Linked DNA regions of Homo sapiens: region 1 is linked to region 2. Evidence: chromatin contacts called from ENCODE Hi-C or POLR2A ChIA-PET data. All regions are on one chromosome and are shown on one strand. Each heading gives the region's core, a stretch centred on a gene start or an enhancer-like site at or near the end of the contact. The rest is flanking DNA. Distances are from core to core; before and after follow the strand shown. Region 1 holds the start of SIRT6 (sirtuin 6). Region 2 holds the start of TNFAIP8L1 (TNF alpha induced protein 8 like 1).

Region 1 (4,207 bases), core at 1-2,500, 460 kb before region 2:
GGCTTAGATGTCACTTCAGTGACAGTGATGCCTCCCTTGGCCAACTGGTTTCCATGCAACCCCTAGTCAGTCTCCCTTACTAGAAGGAGGGGTTTTTAATCTGTGTTGCTCCTGGCTGTGGCCTTAGTACCTAGAAAGTGCCTGAGCTACAGTAAGTGCTCTATAAATGTTGGTGGAATAAAGTGACTAACAGGCCGGGTATGGTGGCTCACGCCTATAATCCCAGCACTTTGGGAAGCCAAGGTGGGTGGATCACTTGAGATCAAGAGTTCAAGAGCAGACTGGCCAACATGGTGAAACCCCGCCTCTACTAAAAATACAAAAATTAGCCAGGCGTGGTGGCAGGTGCCTGTAGTCTCATCTACTCTACTCAGGAGGCTGAGGCAGGAGAATCGCTTGAACCTAGGAGGCGGAGGTTGCAGTGAGCCGAGATCGCGCCACTGCACTCCAGCCTGGGCGACAGAGAAACTCCATCTCAAAAATATAATAATAATAATAATAAAGTGACTAACAGCAGCAGTGAAGAGTGGGGCTTCTGGACGGGCGCACACCATCAGCGCTCATTAAATGCATGAGTCAGAATGCATGGGCCAGCCTTATGGAATGGGGCCATCTTCACCTCGTTTGCAGAAAGTTTGGAGATGGAGACCCAAAAGGGAAGTGACTTCCCCAAAGTCCCACAGTGCGTGGAGGGGGCAGCCGATCCCTCCACTTCCCCTCTGAGTGGCTGGAGGGATCTTTCTGGCACATTCTGTCCAGTCCCCTCGCCAGGGCAAAACCCTTCCCCATCACCCTCAGGATAAAGTGCCAACTCCCCAGCCTGGCATTTGAGCCCCGTCCTGGCCCGGCTCTGGAAACCTCCCAGGCCTAATCGTTCTCCAGGTGTGTTTATTCCCACCTCCCTTTGCGCCTGTCGTCCCCTCTTCCTGGAACTACATCCCCTCTCTCCCCGATCAGCCCCGACAGGGTGACCACAGAGTTGGGCGTGTTGGCGTCCCCCGGCGCGCAGGGGCGTCACTTCCCGCCCCTTCCTCACTGGGAAGTCCCTCCCATTGTCTAGCCTCAGTGCCCCCTGATATTCCCACAATGCCCCCCTGCCATCCGGCCGCTCCCAGCCCGCGGCCCTGGGGCGCGATGCTCGGGACCCTCAGACGCGCTCACCTCCGGGAGGCCGCACTTGCCCTTGTCCGCGTACGGCGACAGCCCCGCCGCGTAATTCACCGACATCCTCGACTGCCCCACGGGAACAATAAAGTTTCCCTTGTTGAGGCCGCTTCCGCCGGAAGCGGGGCGGGGCGGGGAAGAAGGAGGAACCGCGTTCCAGTCCTGCGCACCCGGCCTCCCACGGCAAGGCGCATGCGCCTCTTGCTGACGCCGCAGGCGACATGTTATCTGCTGTCAGAAGGAAGCCTGCCTCTTTGCATGCAGGTGTTTGCGGGGCTTGGGAAGGGGCTCCCCGATGACCCGGGCGGGAAATTGGGGCGGCCGCCTACGTGAGAGTTCTCCAGTCACCTCTAAAATGCGGGACACAGGCTATCCATGTCCCCACAACCCCTTTTACGGATTAGTAAATTCCGTAAGGACAGAGCCGGACAGCAGGGACCCCAGCCTAAGGGTTTTGAATGCCACGCAGAGTTACCTGAATATCTCATTTGTGTGTGTGTGTGTGTGTGTGTGTGTGTGTGTGACGGAGCCTCGCTCTGTTGCCCAGGCTGGAGTGCAGTGGCGCAATCTCGGTTCACTGCAACCTCCGCCTCTTGGGTTCAAGCGATTCTCCTGCCTCAGCCTCCCTAGTAGCTGGGATTACAGGCGCCCGCCACCACACCCAGCAAATTTTTGTATTTTTTAGTAGAGACGGGGTTTCTCCATGTTGGTCAGGCTGGTCCCGAACTCCTGACCTCAGGTGATCTGACCGCCTCGGCCTCCCAAAGTGCTGGGATTACAGGCGTGAGCCACTGCGTCCGGCCAAGTTATCTGAGTATCATCCAACTGGAGGTTCTGCATTCTGCAGGACAGGTCCTGCTCAAGGTCAATGGGGCTGGTGGCCTGGAGGACTCATTTAAGAATCATGTGTTGAGTACCTACTTTGTACTGGGCACACTGGAGAGCAAAGGTGGTACCATCTATGCCCTGGTGGCTGCGGGTGGACACAAACATGTGACCAGGTAATGGTGACATGGTGTGGTTGGGGTGCAATGGGTGATGCAGAGGGCACAGGGCAGTGAGGGGGCTCACAGGAGGCACCTGACCCAGGCTGGGGGCATCCGGGAGGGCTTCCTGGAGGAGGGGATGTTGCAGCAAAGATCTAAAAAGTGAGTGAGCCGGGCGCAGTGGCTCACACCTGTAATCCCAGCACTTTGGGAGGCCAAGGCAGGTGGATCACCTGAGATTGGGAGTTCGAGACCACCCTGACCAACATGGAGAAACCCCGTCTCTACTAAAAATACAAAATTAGCTGGGTGTGGTGGCCTGTAATCGCAGCTGCTCGGGAGGCTGAGGCAGGAGAATTGCTTGAACCCAGGAGGCGGAGATTGCGGTGAGCCGGAGATCGCGCCATTGCACTCCAGCCTGGGCAACAAGCATGAAACTCCGTCTCAAAAATAAATAAATAAATAAATAAAGAGTGCATGAGTCAGGTAGAGCCGGTTGGGGTGACATGAAGTACAGAAAGAATGTTCCTGGTGGGGGGAACAGCAAGTGCAAAGGCTGAGAAAGAGGAAGAGCATGGCTCCTTCCAGAAACTGAAATCAGTCCAGTGATGATAGGGAAGATCGTGGGTGTCTTCCCGCCAGAGCCAGTTGGCCAACAGGCAGTCCGCTGCCAGCCTGTCTCCTCCCTCGGCTCATCCCCGGCCCCCTGGGGCGGCCGCCTGCTCAGAGCCGATCAGGTGTCAGAGTGGAGCGGCTGGAGCTGCTCGTGGCCCAGCTGGGAGTGGGTAACCGGAGCCGGCAGTGGGCACTGTGGCCGGGAGCTCGGGGCACTGGAGCTGCAGGAGGTAGGGGAGGAAGGAGGTGGGAGAGGCCCAGGACGGAGGATCCCCTTATGGCCCCAGGCCCCTGAGCCCTTGTATGTGGGAGAAAGAAGCCGTGCTGAGTCCTAGCCAGGCTGCGGAGCTACCCAGGTACCCTGACACACACATGCACTCGTTCACCCACGCACTTCCCACTTGCCGGCCTGTGCCCTGCCTAGCTTCCTCCAAGGCAGGTGCTCAACATCCCACCCGGCCATCAGGCCCTTCTTATTTACCATCACCTCTTCCAGCAAGCAGCTTCCTAAATTTAGCAGGCGTTTCTCCCTCCCCCAAGCCCACGGATTGTCTTCTCCCAAGCAGCCTGTGAACTCCTCTGTTGGGTGTCTTATTACCCCCTGCTTTGGGTGTGATTGAATCCTCCAGTCAGAGGTAGAAGAAAAAAGGGTAGGTAGTGAGTGAATGGGCACCGGTGGAGGGGTAGATGAATGGATGGGTGGGTGGATGGATGGGGGGCGAATAGGTGGATTGGTGGTTTGGTAGATGGGTGAATGGGTAGATGTATGGATGGATGGGTGGATGGATGAATGGGTGGGTGATTGGGCAAATGGATGGAGGGATGGATAAGTGGATGGATGGATGGATGGAAGGATCCATGGATGGACTGGTGGGTGGGTGGATGGATGCACTGGTGGGTGGGTGGGTGGATGGATGGATTGGTGGTTGGGTGGGTGGATGGAGGGATGGATAAGTGGATGGATGAGTGGATGGGTGGGTGGGTGGATGGGTGGATGGGTGTGTGATTGGGTGGGCAGATGGGTGGATGGATGGATGCTTGGGCAGATGGATGGATGGGTGGTTGGGTGGATGGATGAAGGGATGGATAAGTGGATGGATGGGTGGATGAGTGGATGGATGAATGGTGGGAGTTGGTAGGTGTTTGGGTGGGTGGATGGATGTGTGGGTGAAATCTGATTAAAGGGTGATGAAGAACCATGAGAACATGAATTGGGTGGGTGGGTTTGTGGGTGGTGGCCAGTGGGTGGTTATACAGTGCTTAGGTGGGAGGATGGATGTCCAGGTGAGTGCATAGGTGGTAAATGCGTGGAAGGGTGGCTTGGAGAATTCACGAGTAGATAGGTGGACAGGTAGAGGCCATGCCAACCCCTACTCCTTGGTAAGAGGCAAATACAGATTCTCCATCACAGAAATCCCTTTCACACATAGGGCCTCACAGTC
Region 2 (5,339 bases), core at 252-2,751:
TTTTGAGATGGAATTTTGCTCTGTCGCCCCGGCTGGAGTGCAGTGGCCCGATCTTGGCTCACTGCAACCTCTGCCTCCAGAGTTCAAGCGATTCCCCTGCCTCAGCCTCCTGAGTAGCTGGGATTACAGGCATGTGCCACCACACCCGGCTAATTTTTGTATTTTTAGTAGAGACGGGGTTCCACGATGTTGTCCAGGCTGGTCTCAAACTCCTGACCTCAGGTGATCCGCCCACCTCGGCCTCCCAAAGTGCTGGGATTACAGGGGTGAGCCACCGGGCCCAGCCAATGAGATATTTAACTTACTTTTGCCTCCTGAGGCCTGTGCCTCGGTCTTCCTGAATCCCGTGTGCAGGTCAGGACACACAACAGGCCCTCAACAATTTGTTGTCTGGCTTCCTGGAGGAAGAAGCAGCGAGGTTGCTATGGGCTCCCTAGGCCCTAGCTGCAACCGGGACCCAGAGTTGGGCTGCAGGGCGGAAATGGTGCTGCAGGGGACCTGGGAGCAGCTCCAGGGCCTGGTTCCCAGGACTCACAGCTGCATCCTCCCCGGGGGACCCCAGCTGGCGCTGCGCAGCCGGGAGGCTCCTGTGTGTCCTGCAGGCTCATTCCTACGGAAATCGAGGCTGGACCTGGGGATCCTCTGATGAGGTCTCCAGGAGCCCTCCACCTCACCCCAAAGATTCATCTATAGCCCCACAACCCTGGGTTAGATTCATCCCTTCTTGTGGCACAGAACTCTGTATTTTTAAAATTTTAACTTATTTTGATCTTCTTCTTTTTCTTTCTTTCTTTTTTTTTTTTTTTTTGTAGAGACAGGGTCTCCCTAGGTTGCCCAGGCTGGTTTCAAACTCCTGGGCTCAAGGGATCCTCCTGCCTTGGCCTCCCAAAGTGCTGGGATTCCAGGCGTGAGGCACCACACCTAGTTGGAATCTGCATTTTAAAATGGACTCTCAGATCTTTCTGACGCGAAGGGTTCCCCGAGGCCGTACTTTGAGAAACACGCTTCTGCCGAAATTCCTATTACCCAGGCGGGTAAACTAGCCCCAGAAGGAGGAAGGGGCCCGTGCAGAACCACGTGGTTGGTCTGTTTTGCCTTTTGGCTCTCTGGTCTCTTCCTGTTGGTGTCTCTGTGCCTCCCTCCCCAGGTTCTCTGTCTGTCTCGTACTCTTATCTCTTCCCTTTTCTGTGGCCGGCACCCCCACGACGGCCTCGCCCCCGCATCCGGGCCCCTTCGCGATTCCGGAGGAATCCCCCAGAGCCGCCTGACCCCGCCCCCAGGCTCCGCCCCTTCCCCCCACTTCCCCCCCGTCGCAGTGCCCTGCTCCCATTGGCCTTTTCGTACATTGCCCGCCCTGTCATTGGCTAATCCGGAGCGCTCGGCCCGCCCCCCAGGCCTGGCAACTCTCCGGTCCCTTCCGCGCGGGCGGGGCGAGTGGAGGGCGTGGCCTGCCGAGGGGCGAGGCGAGTGGAGGGCGGGGCCGCGCTGCCCGCCCCGCCCCGGCCCCGGCCCCGGCTCCGGCGCTGCTCCCACCGCCGCGGCAACGGCCCCGGCCCACGGAGGCGGCTGGACGGACCCCCGACGGTTGGACGTACGGACTCTGCTTCGAGAGTAGGTGAGCGAGCAGTGCCGGGGCGCCCCCCATTTCAGCGCATCTCGGGGGCCACCTGGCCGCCCTCTGTCTCTCCCGCCCCTTAATGCTTCTGCACCCCACCGCCTGTCCGTCTACATTCCTGCCTCAGTTTCCGTCTGTCTCTCTGTCACTCTCGCTGTATAGGTTAGGGGGAGACAGATTGAGTCTCAATTGCCCCCCTTGGCGTGGGGCTCTGCTCTGGGACCAGCACCCCCATCCCCCATGTGGACTCTAGTGGACTCTGCCCCCTTTAACTGTAGGGCCGCAGGTGCTCAGGCCAGATTCCAGAACCCTGAGGGCATTCCAGGCGGTGGGCAGCTGGGCCAGCCGTGCGGAGGTGGGCATGACTGTAGCTTCTAGCTAAACCAGGCATCGGTCCAGGCATCGGTGGCGGGGAGCCAGGCCTAGGCCAGCCCGGGCCCACCCAGACTGGCCCCTAATGAGCTCCCAAGTGGCCTGTGGGGACTTGGCCTCAGTTTTGCCAGCTGTGAACTGGGACCGTCGCTGCTAAGGTAATTGGCAGGTGATCTGAAGGACACCTGCCGCCTCCTGGCCTTTTCTGTGAAGTCGAACTAGGCCCATTTCCTGGGATGGGAAACTAAGGCCTAGAAAGAGGCCAATGCTTCCAATGTTTGTCCAGGGAAGTGGGGACAGAGGCAGGACAGAATCTGTTTTCTCTGCATCCTCACATTTCCCAGCACCTTCTCTATGGAGGGGGGAAGGGCTGGTGGAGGAGCAGCCCCAGGTGTAAACAGGCCGCCAGAGTTTATTTCCTGAGCCAGTCCCAGCTCAGCTGGAGGCGATGAACGCCTTGGGAGGCCCCAGGGGGGCCAGCCCAGTGGTGGCGGAGCTTGGACCAATCTAGGTTTGAGCTCTGCCACCCGCATGATATCTTGAACCAGTTTTTCAATTCTGCGGAGCCTCAGTTTCCTCATCTGTAAAACAGGAGTGGGTCGTAACTCCCCAAGTTGAGGGCTGCTGGGGGATCAGATGCAGGAATACAGGCCCTGCTCATAACCTGCCTGACTCTCGCTGTGGCTCTGCCCCAGTCACACTGGCCTCCTCCTGTTTCTCCAACACCCCAGGCGAGGTCCTCTCTCAGGGCCTTTGCATGGGCTGTGCCCTCTGCCACTACGGCAGGTCCGAGGGCGCCAACTTTGAAACATAACAAGCTCCCTGGATGGGCCGGACCCAGGACCTGCACAGGCAAGGGCTGGGAGGGGCAGAGGAGGGGCCGCTCAGGGACGCTGTACCTATGGAAACCGTGAACAAAGGGCTGTCTCCAGCCACACAAACACCTGGGTGAATCGGGCACTGGCCAGAGGCTGGAGCAGCCTGGGATACAGGTGGTGGGTGAGTGCCTGGACCCCTGCAGGGAATATGGGGCCGGGGGGGGGACTTGAACCCTGCTCCAATGGTGGGGTGGCTCTGCAGACGGGTGCAGGTCTGAGGCCCCGCGGTACGGCCCCTCCCACTGTGTGGCCTTGGACCGACGGTCAGGTGCCCCCAGAGCCTCAGTTTCCTCATCCCCGTTCCCCCAGGGGTCAGCCCAGGTGGGTGAGGGGTCTTTTGATTGCTTGACAATTCAGTATGGTGGGTTCCGGAGGCCTCAGTGTCCCTGTCTGTCCAATGGGGCCACGAAAGGGTGCCTTGAGGACAAAACTCCAGCCGTTGACAGGGGAACACTCCTCCCAGAGAGACGTCAACGCTAAAAAATGACTCACACTTGCCCAGGTACAGCTCAGGTGTTACAGACGGGGAGCAGGGCAAGGAGGCAGAGCGAGAGGCAGGAACGGCCCAGTTCCACAGCATGCCTGCCCCTTCCCAGCATCTCCCGACACCCCTCAGCAGATGACCTCCCTGGAATCACACCCGCTCGAGCTTTGACGCAGGGACCTCTGGCAGAGTTCTTGGGATCTTGTAAATCCCCAGCTTCTAGGCCTCAGTTTCCCCATCTGTCCAATGGGGCTGGTCATCTCCTTTTTCTTGTGGGGCTGAGATAACTGTGGGGAGGGAGGGTGCTTTGAGGGGTGGGGGAGATTCAACAAGATATTGTTAAAAGCCCGAGGAGGGGATTACAGGACACAGTACTTCTAGAAGCTTCCTAAGGCTTCGATCCTTCCCCTCTGGGGTGGGCTCTGGGAGAGACGAGACTTGAACCCCAAATGTGCCATTGACTAGGATGAGGAAAGGATTGCACTAGGTTAAAGGCTGGGTTCAAATTCTGATTCTGCCACATCACTGCTTTATAAACAGGCAAGCTCCTGACCCTCTGTGACTCAGTTTCCTTATAACCAAAAACTTGCAGGTCCATCTAGAGAATTTCCCAGCCTGGGCAACATGGTGAAACCCTGTCTCTACTTAAAACAAAGAAAAAAAAATTAGCCAGGTGTGGTGTCGCAGGCCTGTAGTCCCAGCCACTCTGGAGGCTGAGGTGGGAGGATCACCTGAGCCCAGGGAGGTTGAGGCTGCAGTGAGCCGAGCTCATGCCACTGCACTTCAGCCTGGGCGACAGGAGTGAAACCCTGTCTCAAAGAAAAAGAAGAGAATTGGCTGGGCGCCGTGGCTCACGCCTGTAATCCCAGCACTTTGGGAGGCTGAGGTGGCCGGATCACCTGAGGTCAGGAATTCGAGACCAGCCTGGCCAAGAGGGCAAAACCCTGTCTCTACTAAAAATACAAAAATGAGGCGGGCGTGGTGGTGGGTGCCTGTAATCCAGCTACTCAGGAGGCTGAGGCAGGAGAAACACTTAAACCCAAGAGGCAGAGGTTGCAGTGAGCCGAGATTGCACCACTGCTCTCCAGCCTGGGTTGACAGAGTGTGAGACTCCATCTCAAAAAAAAAAAAAAAATTAAAAATATACACATAAAATAAATAAAATAGATGGGGGATCTGGGAGGGCTTCCTGAGGAGGGGCCATGTAAACCCAGACCTGGATGACAAGAAGGAAACAGCCATGTGGAGACCTGGGAGAAGAGCAGCTCAGGCAGAGGGCACAGGTTGTGTAAAGGCCCTGGGGCAAGATGGCGCCTGGCATGGTAGAGGAGCAGCAAGGAGGCCCGTGGGGCTGGAGCAGTGAGGAGGAGGAGAGAGGGAGGAGGGGAGGGCAGGGAGGGGACAGGGCAGGGTGCGCAGGATCTTATGGGCTGCCAGGAATACTTGGCTTTGACCCCAAGGGAGGTGGGAGCCATGGAGGGTGGTGGGCAGGGGAAGGATGGAACCTGACTCAGGTACTCACAGGCACCCATTGGCTGCTACAGGGAGGACAGACGGGGGGCATGGGGATAGATGGTGCTGAGGGACGAGGGGACCAGGATGGAGGCTGTGGGGGAGATAAGAAGTGGGTTGCGTTAGGCCAGGCAGGGTGGCTCATGTAATCCCAGCACTTTGGGAGGCTGAGGCAAGTGGATCACCTGAGGTCAGGAGTTGGAGACCAGCCTGACCAACATGGTGAAACCCCATCTCTACTAAAAATACAAAAATTACCCAGGCATGGTGGCACGTGTCTGTAATACCAGCTACTCAGGAAGCTGAGGCAGGAGAATCACCTGAACCCAGGAGGCGGAGGTTGCAGTGAGCCGAGATCACGCCGCTGCACTCCAGCCTGGGCAACAGAGTGAGACTCTGTCTCAAAAAAAAAAAAAAAGTGGGTTGCATTGGGACACATTTAGGGGCTGGATGCACCTCCTGCCAGGTGATCCTAGGC

Evidence for each region. Hi-C counts contacts between places; a loop is a spot of excess contacts on that map. ChIA-PET counts read pairs that join two places held with the same protein, here RNA polymerase II (POLR2A). Pooled maps may share reads with other maps.
Region 1: a loop to region 2 is called in a map of CD4-positive, alpha-beta memory T cell, with 11 times the contacts of the local background. The contact joins the promoter of SIRT6 here to the promoter of TNFAIP8L1 in region 2. A Hi-C loop is called at or near these places in 2 of 168 maps with a recorded cell type or tissue (CD4-positive, alpha-beta memory T cell and naive thymus-derived CD4-positive, alpha-beta T cell) and 9 of 50 pooled maps. POLR2A ChIA-PET finds 5 or more read pairs at or near these places in 2 of 52 experiments (GM10248 and OCI-LY7).

Annotation. Positions count from the first base shown.
Region 1 is chr19:4,181,313-4,185,519 of GRCh38, forward strand. SIRT6 (sirtuin 6) reads right to left here and starts at 1,251. Exons shown (of 8, transcript NM_016539.4): 1 at 1,162-1,251. The coding sequence starts at 1,227. It overlaps ANKRD24 (ankyrin repeat domain 24), which reads left to right and starts at 1,377. Exons shown (of 22, transcript NM_001393985.1): 1 at 1,377-1,428. RefSeq lists enhancers at 1,225-1,314, 1,385-1,434.
Region 2 is chr19:4,638,015-4,643,353 of GRCh38, forward strand. It overlaps TNFAIP8L1 (TNF alpha induced protein 8 like 1), which reads left to right and starts at 1,502. Exons shown (of 2, transcript NM_152362.3): 1 at 1,502-1,615. RefSeq lists silencers at 1,023-1,102, 1,163-1,602 and an enhancer at 1,503-2,502.